Regions from separate parts of the Mus musculus genome. Here region 1 is linked to region 2. A link is a loop called in an ENCODE intact Hi-C map of the cell type or tissue named here. Cell type or tissue: left cerebral cortex. All regions are shown on one strand. Links, peaks and the distances in the headings refer to the core of each region. The heading gives the core; the rest is flanking DNA. Region 1 overlaps A930006I01Rik (RIKEN cDNA A930006I01 gene). Region 2 overlaps Slc1a2 (solute carrier family 1 (glial high affinity glutamate transporter), member 2).

Region 1 (17,224 bases), core at 4,571-12,570, 670 kb after region 2:
AAGAAAAAAGAGATAATAGAGAAGATTTTTAAAAGTCAGAATTTGGTTCTTTAAAATAACTGATAAAGAGGCCGCTGAGACGAGTCAAAGAGCTTGTTGCCAGCTCCCAATACCTCAGCCCAATCTCCTGGCCCCACATGGTAGGAGAGAGCCAAATCCTAAAAGCTGTGCTCTAACCTCCACGTGTGTGCCTGGTGTACCCCTCATCAATTCATAAATAAACATAATAAAAATGTAATAACTAATAAAAGCAATAAATCTGTTCAGACAAAACAGGACAGAAAAGGGGAACACCCCCCCCCCCCCCGCTCTTAGTGTCAGCAGAGGAAGAGTGGCTGTATTGCGTCTGTTGGAGACATTTGCGGAATGTCGTGAGGGTATCACAAACAGCTGCCAATAAACTTCAAAATGCAGAGGAATATAAACCTCAAGGAAATGTTACTTACCAAGATTAGCACAAGAAAAAAAAATAAAACTGGAAAATCTGAAATTTAAAATAAACTTGTCACCGAATGTTAAGCTCAACCAGATATTTTTAAATTTTTAAAGATTTGATGTCAATCTTGTACAAAATTTTCCAAAAAGTAGCAAAAGTAGGTATATTCCCTTCTTTATTTTGTGAAACTAGAATATCAATACTACAATCCAGTAAAGAATAGGGTGAGAGAAAAAAATCACAGGGCAATTGTACATGTAAACACAGGTGTAAACAGCTAAGCAAAGTATTTATAAACCAACTCTAGCAATATGTAAAGGGAAAATCCACAATGTGCAAACCTGACTTGTTCCAGGATACTAGGATGCATGATGCTATACATGTCCTGTTACTGGAAACCAGTATATCAACGGCAACAAAACAGGCCCATGATTTTTCAACTTTTTGATGGCGTGAAAGTAATACACATTTAGCAGAAACTGCACTTGTCATTTTGAATTTTGACCTTTCTTGGGTTAGCAGTATGCAGCAAAACACTGAAGACTCTAGGCAGCAGCCATGAGGCTGATCCCAGTCACCCCAGGATGGCCAGGGGGCAGCTGACAACCCCCAGGATACTATGCCCCTGAGCCACAGTGCTCAGTGATTCCATGTATCAAACACATTTTAGACTTGTGTTACTTCCCACTTCGAAGGGGTTTGTCAGGGGAGAGCCCACTGTGAGTCTAGGAGCCTAAGGAGTCAGCTCAATACATGCGGAGAAAAATAACACTTGCTAAAATTCAACATATGGCTTACTATGCAAAGCTATTGGACATTAGGAAAAATAAGGTACATTAATAATCTGCTATTCAGTAGCCACAGTAAAATCCTGAACAATGAGTTCAAAGGAGGAACTTTGAAAATGTTCCCTCTGCATCTTCAAGTAGAAGAAGGAGGCTGGTTCTCGCCGGTCTCTATTCAGCAGCATCTACAGGGTGAGACAAGAACAAGAGATAAAGACAGGCAGGCTGGGGAGCCGACTCAGGGTGAAGGAGTGCCTGCTGTATAAACATAAGGGCCTGAGCTTGAATCCCTGTGTTAAAAAAAAAACAAAAAACAAAAAAACGGATTAATCCTTAACACTCAGACATGGCTGTGGCACCTGTGACTCCACCAATGTGAGAAGTGGAGACAGAAAGATTGCCAAGCTAGCCAGCAGCCAGCCTAGATCAGGCTCCTTGAGAGACGGTGTCTCAATGAACTAAGGCGTAATAGACAGGGTACCCAAAGTCTTCCTCTGGTCTCCACACATGCATGGGTGTTCACACCTGCACACATGTGTGTACGCACCACACCCACACCTCCACATACACATACACAATAAAAGAAAGAAAAAATAGAGACATAAGAATTGTTTTGTGGATTATATTCTTTTTCCTCAATAATTTAAAAAAATGTTTTAAGCATAGTTACCTCACTTCCCTCCTCCCGCTCCTCACTCCAGGTACTCCAGCTGTGTCCTGTCCCTCCAATCCCCTCTTTTTCTCCCTTGCTCCCTCTCATATTCATCACCTGTTTTACTTTGATGATGATGATAATTATTATTATGGCATACATATACATCATATACATATACTCATACATATATGTATAACATACATGTACATAAATACATAAATGTAATCTGCTGAGTCCATTTACTCATGCTTGTATGCATATGATTTCAGGGTTGACCATTTAGTATTGAACAACTATAATGGGGGCTTATCCCTGGGGAAGACTAACTCTCCCTCTCTTGGCAGTTGTTAGTTATCTGTAGTCTTTTGTTCAGGGGTGTGGCCCTATCAGAGTTCCCTCTTCCATGCTAGCATGCCTATTCACACTGTCATTGTTGGGGTCTTCTTTAGACAGCCATATTGTTGAGGTATCTTGGGTAAAGCCTTCCTGTTTGTTTGTTTGTTTGTTTGTTTGTTTGTTTTTTAAGAGACACAATCTCACAGCAGATTTCCTGGTCCTCTGGTTCTTACACTCTTTCTGTCCCATCTCCCATGATGTTGGTGAGATCCTTGAGCTTTGGGTGTGGGAGTTGTGTTAGTGATGTATCCATTGGGGCTGGCCACCATACCATCATTTGTTTGCTTTATTTTGACCACAGAAAACCACAGCTGGTTTTCTAAGCTAGCTTCTGCTGAAAAGGGAAGTTTCTTTGATGAGTAGTGAGAACCACATTTATCAGACAAGGAGGGCTCTTTAACAAGGCCTGGTCTTAGGCCACAGGTCTGGGGTTAGGCCTGTAGGTATCTCGATGTCAATTGGATGGAGAGGTCATACTCTTACCCTCATCAAAAATCCATGAAAAGCCATAGACAACTTTTATAATTCAAAAGTTTCCCAAGGGCAGGCAGGATGGCTCCACAGGTAAGGAGGTTTGCTGCGAAGTCTGATAAATGGAATTCGATCACCGAAACCTGCATGGTGTAAAGAAAAAAACAGTTCTTACAAGCTGTTCTCTGACCTCCAGACATGGATCTCTCTCTCTCTCTCTCTCTCTCTCAAACACACACACACACACACACACACAAAATAAGTGTAAAATAGTTTTCACAATGTTTCTGGGTGCAAAGTCAATAAAGAAAAATGAACATATGCTTATATACCAACCACAAACATTTATAAAGAAAAATTTTTTAATATTAAAAAAAGAAGGGAAGTTTTTAACAAGCTGCATGCAAGGCTCCTATCCAGAACACAGAACATTCTCAAGAGGAAGTGAAAAAGACCAGGGTCAAAAGATGAAGACGCATGCTATTGGTTTAAAACACTCCCTATTTTAAATGTTAATTCTCTTTCTCAGTGAAGCTATGTGTCAGATAAGATCTCAAAGACATGTGTGTCTCACAATATGTGTGTCTGAGTGTGGAGGCCACAGGTTTATGCTGGGTGTCTATCTTGATCACTTTCTGCCTTATTACATAATTCTTTATTTTTATACATGTAAGTATTTTTTAACGGACTCTCTCTCTCTCTCGTACAACACATTCTAACCAGTTCCCTCCCTCTCTCCCCCAGCTCCCCTCCTCCACTTTCCCCCCAAACCACTCCTCTGGGTCCCTTCAGAAAAGAGCAAGCTTCCCAGGGATATCAACCTAGCGCAGCATAGCAAGTTACAATAAGACTAGGCACAAACCTCAGATCAAGGCTGGATGAGGGAGGCAACCCCATAGGAGGAAATGGTCCCAGAGCAGGCAAGAGTCAGAAACACCCGGCTCCCACAGTTAGGAGTCCCACAAGAACACCAAGCTACACAACCATGACCAACATAGACCCAAGTAGGTGCTGTGGTTGTTTCAGTGTCTGTGAGCCCCGATGATCCCTGCCTAGTTAATTCTGTGAGCCATGTTCTTATGTTCTCATGGTCCCCTCCACTCCTTCTGGCTCCAACAATCCTCCCTCTTCCCCCTCCCATGGAGTTCCCCTGAGCTCCACCTAATGCTTGGTTGCGGGTCTCTGCATCTGTTCTGAATCTTTTTTCTTATTTCGTTTACTTCTTTTAATTTTTTTTTTTTGAGATTAGAGTATAATACTGTTTCAGCCTTCCATTTCTTCACTCCAAACCCCTCCTTGCTGTCTCTCAAATTCATGGCCCCTTCTTTCATTAATTGTTGTTACAAATATATGAATACAACCAACTCATTCTGCCTAATGTTGTTCATGTATATGTATTCTTGTGAGACATTCTCTCACTGAACCTGAAAAACTCACCAACTGGCTACACTCGGTGGCCAGCATGTCCCCAGAAAGTCTCTGTCTCTATCTCCCCAGTGATGAGAAGGCCATCAGGGCAAGATCTTTACATGGATGCTGAAGATCTGAATGCAGATCCTGGATGCTTGTATGGCAAGCATTTGACCAGCTGAGACAAATCTAGCTCCCACCTCCTAAAAAGACTTTGAAAGCTCGTAACCACTTTCTTACATTCATACAGAGTTACCAAGATTCAAGGCAAGCCGTGACCTTCTAGAAGGCAAAGCAGAGTTGGAGGGCCTGCTCTACCGGCTGCGGCATCTTGCTGTTAAACTGTAGTGATTAAGACTGTCATTTTCATTCAGGGATAAATAAATGGAGACAGTCGTCACTCGTGTTTTCCAATAGCATCCTCCCCTTCCAGGCACATGGCAGCCAGCACATCACTGCCCTTTGCAGGTGGGTGGAGCTCCCTGACTGGTTATGACATATGAACTGTAAGAGGAAGGGAATGATGGATGATGTTTGCACGATGAGTCAGTGAAGCCCATGGACCATTTCCAGTCTGTAGCCTGCATGGAGAGCTCTCCCTACAGTGCTGACTCCACCTTGGAAAGGCCATGTGCCATGATACATCTCCTGGGATCTGCCAAGGGGAAAATTAGTTTATCCGTGAATTGTTGAGGTTCATTGTTACCTCGCAGAAAAGCATAGCCTCTTCCTTTATAGACAGCATGCAGATACCTCGCAGAAAAGCATAGCCTCTTCCTTTATAGACAGCATGCAGACAGACTGCTGGATCACAGCAGCAACCAGTGGAGAGATCCGCCCATGTGTGGCCAACAGAGTTTTCGAGAAAAGGTCAAACTGAGAAATGCTGGAGAGAACATGGCTTGGTTGTCACTGAAAATTCATTTGAAAAGGAAATAGAACTTGTTCCTTCTTCTATCTGCCATACACAGAGATCAGCTTGGAGGTGGATTATTAACATACACATTTTATAAAAGGGTTTAGGCAAATTCTTCACAACTCTGGGAAAAGATTTCCTAGGGGAGAGTTAAAAATCATTATCCAAAAAGGAAAAGTAGTGGTGTACATAATATTACATTCCACAAGAGAAAACCATTTTGATAAAAGGAAATGACAAAGTGAAGGCCAACATTCTAATGGTAGTTACATGCAGATGACTGGGTTTCAGGCTGTAGTATCTTCCTAATTTTGCCTAGCCTATTTTTTTCCCAGTCTTCCACAATAACAGGTCCCTTCTGTAATACAAAAGAAGAAAATGAGTTGTCAGCTCTCATTTGTGTTTATATCAAGAACAGGCAGCCTGAAGTTAAATGTGGAGAATGAGAACATTGCAGACCCTTCTACCTGATTACTGTCCTCATGGTAGAACCTCAGCCTGTGTGGCAGGTGCGTGGAGGAGGACTGAGTAGTATGCAGGTGGATCCAGCAATTACTATGACTCTCTCTGGCTTTTTTTACATCCTGGTACTAGCATATCATCAAGAAAGCCATACTTGGTTTTTCAAACCTATTATAGAATCATGGTTTCTCTTCTTGGAAAGAGGTGTCCTTAGGGAGTTTCCTTCTTTTATTCTCTTCTATTTCTGGTCCCTTTAAATATATATATATATATTTATTTTTTTACTACTCTGTGTGTGTGTGTGTGTGTGTGTTCATCCATAGATAAGATAAGGGTATATGATGTGCCATGACACAATTGTAGAGATCAGAGGACATTTTTGTGGACACTTTTTTTACGTGGGTCCTGGGGATTGAACTCGGGTTGCCAGACTTGTATAACAAGACTTCCAGGGTGGGCCTGTATAGCAACCGTCCTCATCATCCCCATTACTGTTTATTAGGCACGGCAGCCAGACAGTGTGGCCAACCAGGTACGTTGTGTACTTCATCTGTTTAGTGCTCTCAGCAACGTTGGGGCAGATATTGAATTTTCCCTCTTTTAAATATGAGGAAATAGAGACTCAGTAGACACTAGATAGTTTGCCCAAGGGTCATAATGTAAAAGAGGGTGGCGTGGATCTGGGAATCCAGTCTGTCGGACTGGAAATCTCGGTACTACTTGTGTACCAGTAACTTCGGCACTGGCAGCCGGTGACTAGTCATCTGCATCTCACATGCTTCCACTTCAATGTCATAGCCTTTTGTGGTAAAACAGGAACCTGGATTTTTGAAGCCCATTTTTAATCTGGCCTCTGTGTTCCTCGTTTCTGTTTTTGTTTCTAGTGCCAAGGGACCCCAGACCTTCACACATGCTAAGCAAGAACCCTTCCACCATGTTACACGCCTAGCCCATGGCATCTATTTCTTCATTTGAGACACTGTCTCCCACAAGATGGAGATGGAGTAGTCAGTCCTTACTGCCACATGCTAAGTCCTTTTGTATCAAGGTGACACTCAGACCCCAGAACAGGGTGGCCCTTTATACACAGACTACCTCTTTGTGCTATTGTCCTTTTGTCCCCTGAGATACCCACTCCTCCTGTGCTTGCCCCCAAACAGATCCAGCAGTGTCTTGCCTGTTGGTGCTGGCCTCTGTCTACAAGCAACTCTTTCGTCCCACACGTTCACGTTCTGAGTAGCCTGTAGGTGTGACTTGGAAGCCACCAAGTCTCCAAGCCCTGAGCCTGCTCACCACCCCTGGGCCACCATGTCACAATCGGAAAATGATAAGATGCTGACTGGTGCTCTGGTCCGAAACTCTGACAAGTGCCTCTGTCAGAGCCTACACATGGGAGAAAGTGTCATAAGCAACTTCATGGCAGGAATGCTAAAAGATCTGCTCTGGAGTTAGGCAAAGCAGGGTGTGATGTTGGCTCTGTGCCTTCCAGCTGTGTAACCGTAGGCGAGTTATTTACCTTCTCTGATTTACCCTATTGGACCTGTAACACAGACAGAGTAATAACTGAACCAAATTTGTCAGCAGATATCGGTAATCCAAGCACTGTGGAAACTGAGGCGGGGGGGGGGGGGGGCATTTCTCCTGTGTTCCAGGACAGCCTGAGCTGTATAGACAGACAGCTCCTGACTCAAAAAAATGGCAGTAGGATCTATTTCATGGTGTTGTTGGAATAATGTGGCTCTATGATACTAACTGATTAAAATGGAGACTGATCTACAAGAAGCACTAAATAAGTACTTATTATTATCATTATTAGCTGCAAAGCATCTACGGTGAGATGTGAGATTGCTTGGCGAGTTAATAAGCGATTACTTGGAATGACTTTTCTCCTCTACCGGATCACTTGGCTGCTGGATGGCTTTGAACATATTCATCTGCTATTGGAACCTCAACCACTGCAGCATGCCCGGGTTTGCATAGACACTGGCGCTTGGCAAGCTGGAGCCAGGAAGCTTAAGAAGCTATGCTAGCTCATCAAAGAGCATGAGACATTGGGAAAAGCCATTTAAAGTCAATTGGGCTGTTTACATGCAAAGAAACTTAGCAAGAAGACAGACTCCAGAGACCTTCCTTGCTCTGACCTCAGTTTCCCCATCTACAAGAGAAGGCTCCCATCGCACTGTCTCTCTCTGAATTCCTTGCCTGCAAAGGAGGTCCTTGATTCTGCCAGGACAGTCTTAACAGCCAGCCCTGGGCATGTGTCTGCAAGGCCAACTTCTGCAAGGCCAGGCGGCACTTGGCATGGGCCAGAGTTTTGCAGGGTTCTTCACACAAACCTTCCATCTAGGGCACATCTCCATGACCTCTGCAGCTTCCTAATACCCAACAGTTCCCATAGCTCCCTGATGACACTGTCTGCAGCCACTGAAGACATCTTCAATGAAGACCTCAGTCCTCACAAATATGCCTCCTTCCAGCAGGTGCCCTGTCTGTCTGCATCACTAACTTACCCAGAGTTTTCAGAAAGAACGTTCTTTGCTTCCCTATTGATATGGATATTATTTTGCACTTTAGGGGAGAACAAGTGTGTGTGTGTGTGTGTGTGTGTGTGTGTGTGTGTGTGTCTCTGTGTGTGTGTGTGTGTGTGTGTGTCTGTGTGTCTGTGTGTCTGTGTGTGTGTGTGTGTGTGTGTCTGTGTGTGTCTGTGTGTCTGTGTGTCTGTGTGTCTGTGTGTGTGTGTGTGTGTGGTTTGTCTGTGTTAAAACTTGGCATTTTTCCAAAGCAAAACCTTGCTTTAGGGTTAGGAAGACATTGCCATCTAGTGGCTGCATGCAGAAGTAACCAGACTGCAGCCAAAGAGTCCCTAAAGCTTGAATCCAACTCACTGACTTTCCCAATGTCAAGAGAGGGTTTTGGACTGTCGAGACTGGAACACACAGACCTACTGATCTCCCCGCCCCCAGCAGGGGAACCCCATCCCCTGGCCTAAAATGCTCCTTGGACTGAGGCTGGCAGGACCAGAATTGTTTCCATCCCTTGTGCCCCCTCCTGCTTTTTATCAGCATTGCGGGAGGCAGAAGAGAAAGATCAGCCATCTCTCCTGGCAACCGGCTAAAGGCTTTTCTGAGATAAGGAGGAGGCAGATAAGGAACCGGAGGGAGAGAGAAATCATTGATGGGGGAAGTGAAATGTCTTTCTTGTGTTCCCAGTCCAAGGATGGTGGCTCATGCTTTAACTCTAAAGCAAATAATGGAAGACACTTTCAGTTTGTGAAGCTTTTTTTTTTCTCTAAAATATCGATTTTGTCTCCCCCCCACCAGCCTAACTCATTGTACAAAATAATGGGTGTCATTAAGATGTTTTCAAACATGTATTAATGTGCTTTGGTCATTCACCTCCTGTGTTACCCTTCTCCTCTCTCCTAACCCCAGTCTTTCTCCCAATGGTAAGGATTAGGGATCTCAAAGAAGTAACTTCAGAAAGGAAAACCCATCACTTATGCAAAGTGTGACAATCCATTCTTGTGTAAATGGAGCCAGGAATCACAGACCTCCTTAGTTCCAACGCTTGTATTTGCATATAGCTTTGCAGTTCACTACACGCATTAATGTACTTAACATTCTTTAATCTTTACAAATACCCCCATGGACGGAATTATTAGTCATGAGCGACGAGGAAATAGAGCTTGGGAGACATTGAGCAATTTTCCTGAAGTCACACAGCTATCAATGGCAGCACTGGCTTCTCTTGCTGTCCGGACAACGTGCCAAGTGCTTCTGAGGAAACTATGGCTTCTCCCATAACTATGGCTTCTGGGGAGCAGCTAGAGAGTCTGTCACCCCGAGTTATCCCTGCCTGTCACCTACAGCCCCCCAGTCTCCCTGCAACCACTCCTACAGCTGTTTGCCTGACTGCCCAGCATGTTAGAAAACCCTATGACCCTGGCCATCATTTACAATTGGCTTAGAGACAACGCTCACATTTTTTGAGAGAGCAGCACAGCAGGGCACAGCATCACCCTTGCTTGGCGGTGATGGGGCCACCAGCCTGGATCTGTTGTACCGTTGGGAGAGCTTTCTGTGGACTTGTTCTGTCACCCCCTACCAGATAGTGCTTTGGTAAATGTCCTGATATCGATTCTCATATTCTCGTTCTAGTGTTTATAAATACCAGCTGTCCTCCTGATGCCCCACCCTCTGAACATCATGACCTGAAACCTGTACTCTCATGCTCTACTCTTCTGCATCCACCCTCCCTCTGTGAAGAAACAATTCAGCGTCTAAGTACCATCTCTAGGCTGATGATTCCCAAATGGAGACCCACAGCCCACCTCTCCCCCTATACACCACGCTCACAACGGCTTCTCCTGAGCATCTGCAACGTGACAGTTGGCATGTCCACACCCAAACTCATGACTGACCAACTGGTTCACAAGTTTTCCCATCCCAGTAAATGGTAATTCTACCCTCTTCCTCCCATACTCCAAATCACTACACTGGATTCATCCCTGAGTTCTTCCATCCCACCCAAGGCCAGCCTCTGAGAAGCTTGCCTGCCTCCGTAGCAAATTTAGAATATGCTTCTTCCCAGCTACCCTCCTGCAGACGATTCCAATAGCCTCTGACCTGGTCTCCCGTATGGCAGCTAGAGCCATATTTGGAAGATGTAACTCAGAGCAAAACACACCCTTGCTCAGACCTTGCAAGAGGCTCCTGTCCTGCTCTGTGATCTGGGCCACCTACTATGTTACCCTACCATCCAGACTGCCACCTTCTCTCACTAGAAATTTCAGGGACTAAAAACATGGATTTTGTTCATTACACGCAATAACCTATCGTTTATGCCAGGACTGGAGTACAGGAGGTACATGGGGGATCGTAACAAGACCTTTGACCTCAGCCTGGTTCATTCATCTACAGCACCTGTTCCGAGCCTGACCCAACTGCCTCCTTCTGCCCTTTCAGTCAGCAGTTCTTACTCAGTGCTCCATGGCCAAGACTTCCCATGAGCCCAGGGGCTTCTCTCTATCTCTCTCTACTCCCCAACTCCAGCACAAGCCGATCTATAGGTGTGCCCTCCACCCTTGCCTCCTCTCCAACACGAGATTTCCCAATGACCAGGACATCATCACATTGGCCGTTCTGCCCTTCCCCACCCTCCATGGTGCCAGGCAGCAGAGCCAACCAGGAACCCGGAACACCTGGCCTCGATGAGGCACCAGGTGTGCTCAGGTATCGGCCAAGTCCACAGGAGTTAGAAGCTGACAGTTCTAAGCTCCTGCCATGTGCCCCAGTCCCACCTCTAAGTGAACAGGAAGGAGAAACTAAAAGGAGAGGGGAAATGGGGAGCTTTTCAGAAGAAATGAGGAACATCGCTTGCAAGGGTGGGCTGGGTTTGCCTTGGAGAAGAGAACCCTCATTAGGGGAGAATAAGAATTCTAAAGACCTGCCCCCTCACACCTGCCATGTTATTGGGTAATTCAGTCTAATCCCTTTAGGTGAATGATAATTCATTACTAAAATACAAACAGGCCCTGGGTTAACAATCCTTTTCCAATAAGGGGCTGGACACTAATATTTGGGTTTACACCTGTATGGGGTCTTTACTTACAAAAACAGGGGGAGTTCAGATATTGGCCCCAGACTATAGTTTACTGAGCTTTATTTTAGAATTATTTTTAAGTGGTGGAGAAATATAAATACTGCTGTCTAAATTCCAATGTGTATTTGTGGCTAATCCACCAAAACCTGGGGAAATAGCCTCGTGGTCTTTGAAAACTTCCCTTTAGGTCAGCAAAGAAGTTACTCGCATCATTGACACTGTAGAGAGCTTTGTTCTCTCAGTTGCTTCCTACTTAGTAACAGAAAGGAGGATTTGGATCACACTCTTAAAAACAACAACGAAAAAGTGTATGCATTCACAATCTACAGTAACACATTGACTACTCATGGACCTAAAGATCCCAACAGGGCAAAAGCCAGCAAAAGTATTGAGTCAACTCTAGAGGAGTTATAGTAAAGAGGATTGTGTCTCTCAGTGCCATCTGCAAGTTGTCTTTACACTTTCTGTCCATCAGCCAAGGCCTAGCCACATATTTCTGAATGGGACTTGCTTTCTTCATGCAGTTACAACCACTCTAAGACCAGGAAATAGAAGGTTTTGTCTTTAAAGAACAACTCTGTGTCACCGCAACACTCTTTTTTCATTCTTTGGTCCCTGTCCTGTCTACTTGACAGTTTTGGAAAGGTCACAAATACTTGCATCTGGGTTCCAGGGTCATCCTCAGGGGAACCCCAGTCAAGAGCCATGAATGGGGTCTTCAGTGCCTATACTCTCTTTTCAAACTGAAAAGCAGAGGCCCACATCAAGTGCTTACCGACTGCTTCTGAGAGACAAGTCCTCTTTTCAAATCATGTTCTAACAAATGTGACATAGGAAATCCAGGCAACATGTCTGTGTTCTGACTACATAAAGGTTTTTAAACATTGACTGATAATCCATGAAGTTAAATGATTTGGCACAATATCTAAATTTTAATAAAATATAAATCCAGTTTCAAATGTCAAAACAAGTTTCACTTGTTCCTGAAGACTACAATTTCTGGTAGCAACAGAGAATTGGGCCACTCTAAAAGTGGTTTTGTCTCCTTAGAAATCCATATCCTAGTTTGGGGACAATCAAACATCTTGCTGCTTTTAGTATATCCAACAAGTCAAGGACAGTCCTGTAACTGTGACTATGAGACTTGTGTACAATTCTAGAACTTCCCTGTACTTCCCTTTGGTTTGGGACCCTGTTTGCATTGCAGCTGAGGTTGTCAGGCTGTGTGCTATTAAAGGCAGTAACTGTGTTTGGGTCTTACTCACTCAGTGAGTGACACACTACACAACATAATATGGAGACTCTTCCAGGCAAGGGACATTTGTATATAACTCATCATCCCCAAACAATACACGGAAAACTACAAATGCTCAGTCCATTCTTGGTCAGAGAGAAGCATGTTAGAGTTTGAATTTGAAAAGTGCCACCCTCAGTTTTATGTTCTGAATACAAGTCCCCACCTGGTGGCATAGCTTAAGGATGGTTCAAAAGTTTAGCGGGTGGTCCCTAGTAGAAGGTAGGTCACTAGGTACAGGTGTGTGTGTGTGTGTACATATACATACATATTATATATTTACTATATTTTATATAATGCGTGTATGTATGTATATATGTATGTGTGTACACATATATACATATGTATGTAAGTATACACATACATAGTCCCGACCCTTTTCTGATTTGTTTTCCTCTTCTTGTCTGCCATGAAGATTCCCCCTGCCATAGTGCTCTTCCCAAGCACATGGAACCAAGTGACCATGGACTGACAACAACCTTTCACCTCCTTAAGTTGTTTTCTCAAGTATTTTGGTCACAATGATAACAAGTTACTAGGCAGGAAGAACAGTGGCTCTGTTCAGAACCGAGCTCTGATCTGCATGGCCTTGAACACAGCTCTTGCTCACTGCCTCCTGAATCCTTCCCTTCCCTCTGCACTCTCCACTGGCATCCTTGTTTTATGCAGTATCCCCTCTCATGGCTGTTTGGAGAGCCATTTTCTCTGAGCTCTTCCAATGGCATGCCCTCCATCAGAGTCTGAACAACAATGAATTCTTACAAAATGTATCTTACCACACACCCCCTAATTGTTTGCAAACCCTTCAGCTCCTCCACCAAGATAATCGGCAGGTTCATTTAGAGAACACACAATACTTTACAAGATGCTCCCTGGTTGGTCTCTGTACAGCCATGGGCCTTCTTTTTCTTAGGGCTGCCACTCTGGTCTTTCAGCTCCTCCCTTAGGCAAATCCCATTCCTACCTCTGAGCCTTAACTTCTGTTTGGCCTTCCCTCTGTCCCTTCCACTTCATTTCATCTGGCTTCCAATCTCCCTCATTTGACAGACAGAAATGTGGGACCTCCAGAGAGCTGCCTCTAATTCTCCAGGCCACAACAAGTGGCCTCCTTTAGATGTCCTTACAGTATATTAGACAGTAATCTCAAATATATGTGTTCAATATTCATCATCACGAGGTAAACTGGAAGATCCAAGAGGCCAGGGACACATGCCTGTGCGTGTCACATTTCTGTCTCCTAGCAGCCAGAACGTGTGCATCCGTGTATTGAGTGGATGCTGCAGAAGCTGTTTCTCTCCCACTGTTTCCTCATTTACAAAGGTCAAGAACTTCCACTTCACAAGACTGCTGTGAGGACCGAAGCAGATAGCCTGCGTGAAAGCCCTGGAATTGTGTCTTGCCTACAAGTAGACAATAAATGTTTGTTGAATGACTGACTATAAGCACGATAGCTTCTAAGATGCCACCTTTTGAAATGGGTCCAGCATGAGGGCTGGGTCAGTAATTAGCACTTGTGAAGATTTCTTTATTAGGTGATTAATGCAACTTAAACCTTGGGTGTTGAGGCTAAGGTATTATTAAGGTAAGTGTTGATTGGCATCTGCTGGGTATAGGCAGGTGCCTCATGCCAGGCCAGGACACACAGGAGTGTTGTCCTGGGGGATGGGTTCACTGTGATCTTAACAGGCAGATAAAATGGAATTATCTGGAAAATGCATGGGGAGCTTAACATGAATGGTGTTTCTAGGCTGCTAAGTTCCAGATTTGGCCCAAAGGTTTTTACCTTTTGATAGTTTGTTTGTTTCACTCTTTCTTTAAAACGTAATAGTAAAGTCAGGTGGTGGTGGTGGCAGCAGTGGTGCCTTTAATCCTAGCACTCGGAGGCAGAGGCAGGAGGATCTCTGAGCTGGAGGCCAGCCTGGTCTACAGAGTGAGCTCCTGGATGTCCAGAGCTACAGAGAGAAACCCTGTCTCAAAATAAAAACAAAACAAATAAACAAAAAAAGTTATAGTAAATAAACCAAGCTGAGGAGCTGGCTCAGTCGATCTGAGTGTTTGCTGTGCAAGTATTATGACCTGAGTTCAAATCTCCAGCATCCGTGTAAAAGGCTGGACATGCCAGCACACCTGCCTGGTAACTCTAGCGTCCTGTGGGAAGGAGAGACAGAAGGACCACTGAGACTTGCTAGCTAACAGCCTAGCTTCAAGTCCAGTGAAGGAGTAGGGCAGAGTGAACTGGATACCTTCCTCTGGCCTCCATGGGCACATGATATTGTACCCACATACATCATCAATGTGGTGTATGATATATCACACACACACATGCAAAAGAAATAAGCAGTATGCTCAGTCAAGATTAGGGAATAAACTAAATAAGACAAGAATACATAGCTGGTCTATTACAGGAAGTGAAAGACTAGAAGTCATAGAATGATAAAGATGGGGAAACTGGAGTAGACAATCAAGCACCCAGCCAGAGCACCACCAACCAGGTTGGAGGCCTCAGGAAAATATCTCAGCAGAGAACAACAAAGAGGAATGTGAGAGAAAGGGCTGGAGGAATAATGGTGATGGGTAAGTAGAAAACCAAGCAAAGAGGGGAGGAAATCATGAATTCCATGATGAGGTTGGGGGCAGGAAGTTGAGGAGGATGAGGGAGAGCAAAGGGAATACAATGTAATTGTTATGACAAATGAGGTTATCAACAGGCGATGTCACTACATGAAGGAGGGGCAGAGTGGACCTGAGGTGAGGAAGAGCCTGTGAGTGAACACATTCTTATTTTTAATGGGAATATACTCAAGACATACTGGATAAGAAATACAAAATGCCAGAGAAGTCATGTAAACATCTTACTGAGAAGTATGGCAAGGACTCTAGCCAGAGCCAGAGGAGTTAGAGCTAACGCCTGCGAAGAAGCTTATGAAAGGCTGTGTTACTATTTGAAGGCTTAAACTACACATGTGTGTTTATTTGATTAAAATATAGTAAGGTAGGAGTTCGAAAGGTAGCTCAGTCAGTAAATGTTTGCCTTGGGAGTGAGAGAACCTCAATCCAGTGCCCAGAACCCAAGTGCAGGGCCTGTGCTGTATTGTGAGTCTAATCCCAGCCCTGGAGAAGTGGAGACAGGCAGAGCCCTGGTGCTCACTGGTCAGCCAGCCTAACTACTGGGTGAGTTTAAGCCAGTGAAAGATCCTGTCTGAAAACAGAAAGGGAAAAAGGGAGAGAAAAGGAGAGAGCATGTGAGGAATGACACCTGAGTTGTCCTTTGGCCTCTGCATGCACAGGCATGTGCACGGCACACACATAAACATACATACATGCACACACATACATGAAAACATACCATCATAAAATACATTTAAAAGTAACCAAGGCTAAGTAAGGCATGACCGTGTTTGAAAAATACATTGTTTTTCTCTATTTTACAAATTTAAAAAAAAACTCAACTTTATCTTTTCATATGAGAGAAAAATAAAATTAGCTTCTCATAACCCAAAAGGAAACAGCAGCTGTGAGCAGCAGCAAAATTGGGAAGTATGCTCCAGAAAGAATATGCAGAAAGGAAGGAGACCATCCTTGGTGGAGGATTGGGCACAAGTGATGAACCATCTTCTAGAATGTCACACAGTGGTCGCCCAGGAAACTGCTCAGCTTCCCCAGTACCCTTAGCACCAGCACCACACTGTTCTGAGTCACTTGTGCCGTCCTTACAACAGCCCCCCTCCCAGTACTTCCTGTACCTCCCCCATATCCCAGTTCTGAGTGAGTGGCTTTACATATGCTGTACACATACACATAAAACCTCTATTATAACTATATATAGTATAGATTACCTATAATAACAGTGTTGTGTGTTATTCAATAAATTCATGTTGTGCCTCATTGCCAGCATCCATGCCCAGAACCTCTTCAACCTACTGCACTGAACCACTGAGCCTATTAACAATCGCTCCCTGGTTCCTCCTACACAGCCCAGACTGCCCTAAGTGCCTTATGGAAGTATTTTGCCTTTGTACTTTGTACTCTGTCTGTCTGTCTATCTGTCTGTCTGTATATATGACCTTCATGTATTAAAGGTCCCCTCCTTCTTTTGGAATATCAGCCCTTTTATACTACATATCACAGTCCTCTCTAGACACTCAGTTTAAACTATGGAAAGTAATGCTGTTGGGAACACAGGTGCATATACCTCTCTCTGAGACCCTGCTATCCACGGGAATGGGGTGATGAGGATACACACCCAGGAGGAGAATTGCTGGATTATATGTAGCCTGTTTCTAACATGTGAGTGACCACCACGCTGCTTCTCCCGGTAGCCATACTGTTTTCACTCCCTGCTAACAATGCTCCAATGTTCTAACTCCCTCATATGCTCAACACCTTTTGTTTTCTGGGGTAGGTGGTTTCAAAGTGGTATCAAGTGGGTTTGTGGGGGGGTCCCCTTGGGCTGTTTAACTCATGTTCCACACTGCTGGCTGAGACCCTGAGCTCATAACACCTTCTGTCTTTAAATGGAGAAAGAAGCTCAAGTTGCAGGGTTATTTTAAGGATCAGCTGAGGCATAGCAGAGTAGCACATCTTAAATGTCCAGTAAATGCCAGCCGCTTTCATTACTTGAGTTCATTAGGTGTCTGAGTACAGGGAAACCACCTGTGACAATCATTCTTGGCATGTGTATTATTGATTAGCATACTTGACTGATTTTTCATTTTTAACTAATAATTTGCATTTGTGTTTTAAACATAGTCAATGGTACTGAAAGATTTGCCAAAAGCACCTCCAACAAAATGGCATC
Region 2 (8,000 bases), core at 1-8,000:
AGGCATTTTCTCAATTGAGGTTCCCTCTTTTCAGATAACTCAAGCTTGTGTCAAGTTGGCATAAGACTAGCCAGTACACATAGGAAGATGGCTCACAGTGGAGAAGAAGGGAAACACGACCTGCCTAAGTGGCCAAATTCATGTAGTCAATCAATCATCTGAAGATGGAGCCGGTTTATCCTGCCTCTGTAGCATCATTGTCAGAAGGCTGAATATGATATCCTTATTGGCCAGTGGTTGACATTTTCTTCTATCCTCTCCCTTATAAGTCTTCACATATCTCCTTAGCTGGAATTGTCCTTTTTCTCCCTTTAGACCCAGGTCATTATGTAACATCTGTGTAGAAGACGTTCTTGGACTTAGTGGTGTGTTTGTCTGTCTATGTGTGTGTGTGTGTGTGTGTGTGTGTGTGAGAGAGAGAGAGAGAGAGAGAGAGAGAGAGAGAGAGAGAGGGAGAAAGAGAGAGAGAGAGAGGGTGTGTGTGTGTGTGTGTGTGTGTGTGTGTGGTATATGCACATGTGAATACTCGCATCCATTTATGTGCATGTGGAGACCGGAGGTTAACAGCAGACATCTTCCTCTACTACTACTCTCGACTTTAGTTTTTGAGGCAGAGTCTCTCAACTGAACCCGGAACTCACCAATTAGCTAGATTGCTTGATCCGCAAGTCTCAGGATCCTCCTGTCTCTTCCCTTCTGTGCATCTGAGTGCCAGAGTACTAAGTGCTGGTTGGGTCTTTATGTGGGTGCTGGGGCTCTGTGCTCTGGTCTTCATGCTTCTATAACAAGATGTTTAACCACTGAGCTATCTCCCCACCTCCTGGCTGCAATCTATTTCTGTTGCCTTTTGGGCTCTAAATTCTCTTTGGATTCTTTCTGGAACATTTCCATATCACTGTTCCCTTGAAACCTTCTGAAGAATGACTCAGGTCTTTTTCTAACCCTAGACTAACAGATTACATGACCTTGTTGGTGTTCCTATTTGCTTAACACATAGGTACATGGGGATGAATGTACCACAGTGGAACTGTTGATATTTTTCCCTGTAGATTCACCCCTACTTCCTTTCAAGCTCCACGCTCCCCCACTCCCCACCCCCATCTCAGCCAACAGTGCTGCCATAGTACTGAAGTCAGAAATAAAGCTTTGTCCCTGAACTTTTCTCTCCTCTCAGCTCTGATCTGCCAGCTTACCAGGTAAGCCCCTCTCTCCAAATGGTTCCTTAAGCCTTGCCCATTCTCTGCATTGCCACAGGTATGGCTTTAGCCCAGGCAGCAGCTGTTGCTTTCTTGGAGACTGCATAGCTTCCAACCTTTCAGATTTTCCCAAGCCATGCCTGCATCTTGCTTACCCATTTTCCTTCTAAGACCATTTATTTCCATTGTTCTCCTACCATCGACAGCTAGTTAGTGCCTTCTAGAGCATTCTCTGATGATCAGCTTCAATGCCACTCCCTAGAAGGGGCTTTCTGGTCTCCCTTTCTCAATTCTACCCCAGTCTTCTTATTTTCTTCCTTCGTGGCAGCAATTACAGCTTTCAAATATCTTGATTATTTATTCTCTTCTTTCTATGGCTCTCACGGGTGGTAAGAATATTTGAGGACTAGTTGATTTTTGCAAAGTCCTCTGTTAGGATTAACACGGTGCACTTAACATTCACCCATAACTGAATAGATGGTCCTATCCGTGTGAGGGAAGCCGGGGTAGATTCTTAAGAGGGTGACTACTGCGATGGGCTTCTTCCTGGGGGGCTGTTCTGATGTGCTTTGTTCAGGCCTCTCTCAGCACATCATTAGATCAGATAGTGCTAAGTGTTTTCTAGTCTGCCTGCTTACTGTCTTTCAGATCTCTCCGAGGATCGGGACTAGCTTAATTTATTTTCACTTCCTCTTATTATCTCCATCCCAGGGAATGCTGGTGTAATTGAATTGTCTACTTTGGGAAAGAAACTCAGAAGGGCGTGGAGTGGGGGAGAAGAAATAGGCTTAAGCCAGTGAAAAGGCCAGGATTGGGAAAATGTGTCTTTTTGCTCCTTAGGAGGTGATCATCTTCATATGGTGCTGGTGGTCAATGATATATCCCTGCCCAGCAGTCAATAACCAGCCTTCTTATTGCTAAGAGTTAGCAGGGTTCAAGTAGGTTACAAAGCCACCCTTTGGGCAACAGCTCATCTCCTGAAGCCAAAAATAGATTTGCCATGTTCACCTGTGTCCCTGCTCTACTGCCTGGGAAAGACTACAAATTCCTCTCTCTGCACTTCTTTCAGAACACAGTGGATTCTGGTCAGATGAACATCACTGAGCCCTCGCCTTTCCTGAGACTGTCTGTCTCCCTTCAGAACTGTGTCTTTTCTTTTTCCTTGTTCTTTGCAAAGGGAAGCAAGAAGCTGGAATGAATTAGGCATTCAGATACAAAGAAGGGCTCTGAGTCAAAGTTGGTATTTAAATTGCATCAGTGAATAAAACCTGGGGCTTGACAGTTTAACTGCTTATAAAACTGATTTAGAAGAAGAACAGTTACCAGAAGCTGCCGGTTCTGTGGCTAAATTGTTGCTTTTGATTACTACAGAGCTTCTTAGAACATTTAATCATTCCCAGTGGAGTCCCCTTACTGTGACTTCCTGCAGGTAGAGAAATGACATCTTTAAGTATGTGTGTTTGCTGCTAATCCAAAGGAGAATGCTTTACACACACACACACACACACACACACACACACACACACACACATTTCCCCTCTGACATGGACTTCTTTACTTTCCTGGTGCTTGGCTGTGTTTGGGGGTATTTGTTTCGTTCTCTTGGGATAAGAGGGTGAAAACCATTCCAGGAACCGTCGGCAGGACAAACAGCCAGCATCTGAGCCTCCTAGGGAAGTCCTTAGCTGCGGCTTCCCTCATGGCTAGTAGGGTGCACGAATACTAAAAGCCTGCCAGATTCAAATCCAAGTCTGCAGGTTCTGAAATGAAAATAAAATCAAAGTATAAATTCTACATTTTGTAGTTTCCTCTGACACAGAGGCCATTGTAAGTCCCGAGAACCAGGCATGCACCCACGTACTATCTTCCTCCTTCGGGAGACTCATCATGCATTTCTAGTCAAACCACTGTCCAGGCCATCCACCAAACCACTGTCCAGGCCATCCACCATTGTTTGACAAACAGGCCCAACCATTTCTCCCAGCAGGGGGCGCTGTGGGGCTGATGACCACAGGCCGGGCAATGGGATTTTCCTGCCACTCTAAAGCAAGAGCCAGAGGGTGAATGGCTCTTTCCCAGTCCAGCACCAGCTGACCCCTGGATTTTAAAGAAGGAAAGGCCTGATACTTTGATTTTCAAACATTCCAAGTTACCCTGAGTTGTCAAATCAGCCAGAGATCCAGAGTTCTTCGGGGACTACCTTTTGCTGGGAGGAATTTGGCAGTCTTGGTTCTTGTTACCCATTTTGGCCCTAGATCCTCTCTCTCACGTTGTGCTCCTGGATTCTCCTCAGCCAAGTGCAAGAAGGAGCCTTGATTCCAGATTCAGGTACGTGTAAAATGTTTCTGTCTGGGTTATTGACAAACTGGTTTAAGGCGAAGGGGCGATTGTATGATAGATCTGGAGTTGGCTCTAAGGCTGAACGGAAAGGTACTTGAGGAAATAAAGAGAACATTTGAAAGCTTGGAGGCGCCCCAGAATAAATAGTTCAAGAATGAAGGCACAAAAACAGATATTCTTTTCAAAATGACTAACTAGGCACCCCAGAGGGCTAACTTGTGTTTCAAGCCAGTTGGCAACAAGATTAAAGTAGGCATGGAAACCCTGTTTTAGTTAAAGGATACTCTCCCTTAGGAGTCAGCGTCCATATGTCCTCTAAAGGGCTTTCCCCTCTGCCTGTGGCTAAGCTACGGAGGCAAACCAGTGAGGGGGGTGACTTGCTCACATTCTGAAAGCAGGAAAGTCACTGTTCTGCCCCCAGATGTAGTTTTAATGTCTCACTGGAGGCATTTTAAGTGAAGGCTTGGGATCCTTTTGCTACTGGCTCACAGGGTGTTTGTTGAATGGGTAAATGAGCGAGAGCCTCCGGAGAGAAAGCTTGTTAGAGGAGTCTTTATCATAAGAACTTCAGATTTCTCCATCAAGAGCATCTCAGATTACTTGGGAACAAACAGAAAGGACCAGAGAAGGAGAGCCAGCCAGCTTCACCGGCATGTGCTGTAGTGTTTGGCTGGGCCTTTGAATAACAAGTGGCTCCCAACTTGTTATTTTGCTCTGTATCCCACAGTTCATGGCTCCATTTCAGGGAGCCTTGCAGGACCAAGCTTATACGCAGTCCCCCTCATGGTGACCGTAAACAAGCTAAAAGATGAGAAGAGACCCCGAGAACGCCTGCTGCTTAACTGTATGCTAGAGTAGTCGAAGATGAAATACTTTGCATAAAAGAGCTCCTAGGAGCCAGCATTGCACACAGTTATGAGGAAGTTTGAATCCCTACTTAAACCCAAGAAAAACTTCCTGTCTCTTCACTCATTAGCTTAAGACTTCAGGAAAATTAATGAGCCTCTTTAAGGCTGGGTGTCATTTTTAGTTTTAAGTAGGAGCAATGCCACCTACTCAGCAGGGTTTGGCATAGAAGGTATATGTGAAGGACTCTAGGCCCAGTGCCCGGGAGGTGGACATCTCCCAGTAATGGTAACTGTCATTGTTCTTGGAACCATAACTCTCTGGTTACCTGTAGCCTTCTGTGCTTAGCTTGAGCCTTTCACCAGCCTCCTGACTTTCCAGGTTACTTGGTAACATGTAGTCTGCACCCACACGTATGTTTGCTAGGTCTTTTCCATAAAGCTATTGGCGATAAGATTAGAAAGCCGGCCCAGGTGTCTTTGATGGTGTGAGTGGTGTGTTTGCACCTGCGGCTGCCAGGATAGTTTCCCCCTCCGCTGTGCTTTCTACTCCTTACTTGTTAGAATTATTACACACGGTATTCCAAATCTCTGTCTCCTGTGATGGCTGCCCGGATTTTGTACCACAGTCTCGGGTAGAGACATCTACATAACATAGTCAGGTGAAGACGTGAAAAGACAAATCTTCAGGATAAACAGAGGAAAGAGGTCAGTTTGGATAGGTCAAAAGCAAGAAGTTGGGCTGAATAACTGAAGGCACTTGCTGCATTTTCCCAGGTGATTTAGGAAGTGTCTGTAGGAAGCCCGAGTCTGTTAAAGGGCGACTGTTGACTTTCTTAGGGATAAAAGGAGACTAAACTGGTCAGATGGCAGGATGAGGGGTAGGAGAAGGAGGGGAGGAAACATAAGGACACGCTAAAGGCGAATGTGGGTGGGTCTGCCCTTTCCACACGGTAGGAACAGATTGCAAGCCAAACATTTTTATTTTGGAAGCAACTTCTAGGTTGATGGAAATGCACTTGCATAAATCATGTGTCTCCAAGAACAACAAGGTGGCCCAGCTACAGGCAGATGCTGCCGGCCTAGGGAGATGCCCCTTCTAGCTATGAGGTCTCTGGGTGACTCTTCTGAAAGACCCTCTTACACTCCCAGGGCTGAGAGTTGAGTAGATAAAGCGGCTTCTGCCTCTTGCTGGGTAAGAGAATACTTTGCTTCAATGCAGCACTCCTGAGGTGAGATGGAGCTGGGGAGATGACTCAGTGGACTGTCTGCCTTGCCCAAGGACCAGCATCCTGGTCAAGAGCTGGGAGTTGTTGTGTATCCTTGTAATCCTGGAGTTAGAGAGGCAGAGACATGCAGATCTCTGCTTCAACCAGCTTAACCTATTTGATGGGTTCCAGGCCAGTGAGAGACATACCCTTTTAATAATTAAGGTGGATCGTGTCTAAGGGATGACACTGGAGGTTGTTCTCTGGCCTGCATGCACCCACGTACCCACATACATACATGCACACACAGAGGGGATTAGATGATTCACATCACATCCCAGATACAGTCAGACAGTGGGCTGATTTACTAATACAAGTTAAACTGGAGATCTCCAAACACCCATTGGAACAGCCTTGGTTAGCAGAATGTGGTGATGCTGTTGACTAAGAGGTAGGCCTTTGGAAGTGGAATGCTTGCTGTGGCTGACACTTTGAGTTTAGGTTATGCTTCCTTGGACCGGCACGTCATCTTCTAGTGTCAACCTTACCAAAGTGTTCAGTGGGTATGAAAGTAGGAAGTGGATGCGAAATTGACTTATATACTGTTAGAGATAACGCAGTGCTTCTAATGGTTGTCAACATGGTACTCAGAATGTTCCAGAACACTTGGCCTGCCTCTTTGCCAATCTGAAGTTCCAGGTCAAAAACTAATGTTTTGATCCCCAATCTCCCTGGCTGCTGGACCAAACAGCTTTCACAATATGCCTTCTGAGTTCTGAAGACTGGGGAAAAGAAAAAAATGAGGTTCTTCCATGTCTGAATTTATTTGGGCCACTTTCACAAGTTTCCATAAACTGATGGCTAATGAATAATTGAAGTTTTCTGTGCTTCTGGAGGCTGGGAAGTGCAAGGTCAAGGTGGTGGCAGAGTTAGGGTCTGATAAGGCAGATGACATTTTTTACCTGTGTCCTCAGGGAAATGAGGATGCTTTTTTTTTTTTTTTTATAATTAGGGTGCTGATCCTACTCCTGAGGGCTTCATCCTTGTGACTTCATCACTGCTCAGTGACAAGTGATAGTACCTAATACTATCTCTTTGGAGATTGGGATTTCAACATGTGGACTTTGGAAGGATGCACACACAGAATCACAGTATCGTGGCCAAAGCTTCCAGCAGTGGTTCAGAAAGGCCATAAGCCTCCCCTCTGTCCGTCTGTGTGATGGAGCAATAACTGACCACTTTCTCAGGTCCCTTACCTGGTCAGTTTGTGCTCTTGCTTCTCCTTTCTCGTGAGGGTGAAGCTGGGCCTCTCCCTAGGCTGGATGTCGGCTCCTTCTGCGCATCTTGCCCTAGTCACAGAGTGAGATGGAAGAGTTAGGTTCCCTTTGCTTCCCAGCCTCACACATACAGGTATGATGCCAATGTACAGATTCTATTAAAGACAAATAAAATAACATAATAATGGTAACTATAAACCTAGCTGGTTTCAGTGTTTAAAACAAAACAACTTGGAAGCTTTTTTTTTTATGGGCGGTCTCCTGAGAGATAACTCAATATGAGTGCCTGGCTTGAGCCCTGTCTTCGTCACAGGTCAGAGGCCTCTCCTCTGGTCTTTCCAAGAGGAGCTGCCATGACATGTGACATGATCCCAGTGTCCTAACTGCTCAGGAACAGTCCATACTTGTTCAGATCGGGTTGCTCTTGAAGTCAGGGCTAATCGCTGTGCGGGATGCAGCCAGAGGCACAGGCTGACTTTGCTCCCCGTGAGAGCGTCCCTCTCACTTGCTCTCTGGAACTGTCACTTCCCACAAGATGCCAGGTTCAGAGGGAAGTGAGTGGTCATTAGGGGCAGGGTACCCTCTAAGCCCACAAAGGGGAGGAATACTTTCCACAGACAATGTAACTTCCATCTGAGTTACTTGGGCTTCATAAAGAGTTGCCACGCCTTTGGGCAAAGCCCTTTCCTCCTTTACCAATGGCTTCTTATGTAACAAAATTGAAACACAGTATTGGGGTTCTCCAAGCCCAGGGACAAATGGCAGTGGTCACTCCTAAGAGACTGACCCAATCTCTGGCTTTCAATTTACTTGGTTTTCCATCTGCTCTTGGCCAGTGGATTGACAACCTTGCAGCATCCATGGAATCAAGGGAAGGTAAGACTATAGGATGCACTCTTCAGGGACAAGCAGGCATCTGCCCATCTGGTCAGTTATTGCTAGATCACACAGGCATTTTAAATAGGACAAAGTTCACAGTCTTCGAGCTGAAGTTAGGTTTTATTGTTGTTGTTTTCAACCAGGAGAATTCAGTTAGCTATTTGAACTTTCAGGTATTTGGTGTATTTTTAAGGTACCTCTGCACATCTGCATGTTCAAGTTCAAGCATTCCTCTCTGCATATTCACCATCCATA

What was found. Hi-C counts contacts between places; a loop is a spot of excess contacts. Peaks named below come from ENCODE experiments on the same cell type or tissue, not always from the same donor. Only the 100,000 strongest peaks of a DNase experiment are listed, where the experiment ranks them.
Region 1: a loop joins it to region 2, with 5 times the contacts of the local background. A loop is called at or near these places in 19 of 42 quality-filtered maps.

What each region holds. Positions count from the first base shown.
Region 1 is chr2:103,339,145-103,356,368 of GRCm38, forward strand. A930006I01Rik (RIKEN cDNA A930006I01 gene) reads right to left here. Exons shown (of 3, transcript NR_040332.1): 2 at 2,756-2,886; 3 at 1-1,406. Among named protein-coding and RNA genes, the nearest start is that of A930006I01Rik, 25 kb to the right of the region's middle. In left cerebral cortex, for the core only: a CTCF peak has its summit at 8,377 (motif pointing left); a DNase peak (open chromatin) is centred at 8,375; H3K4me3 peaks cover 195 bases.
Region 2 is chr2:102,672,286-102,680,285 of GRCm38, forward strand. The region is part of intron 1 of Slc1a2 (solute carrier family 1 (glial high affinity glutamate transporter), member 2); the gene reads left to right. It overlaps LOC115489466 (a long non-coding RNA gene), which reads left to right. Exons shown (of 2, transcript XR_003953884.1): 2 at 1-8,000. Among named protein-coding and RNA genes, the nearest start is that of Slc1a2, 18 kb to the left of the region's middle. In left cerebral cortex, for the core only: a CTCF peak has its summit at 3,178 (motif pointing right); DNase peaks (open chromatin) are centred at 2,382, 3,177, 3,980, 4,139 and 2 more places; H3K4me3 peaks cover 2,173 bases; H3K27ac peaks cover 6,064 bases.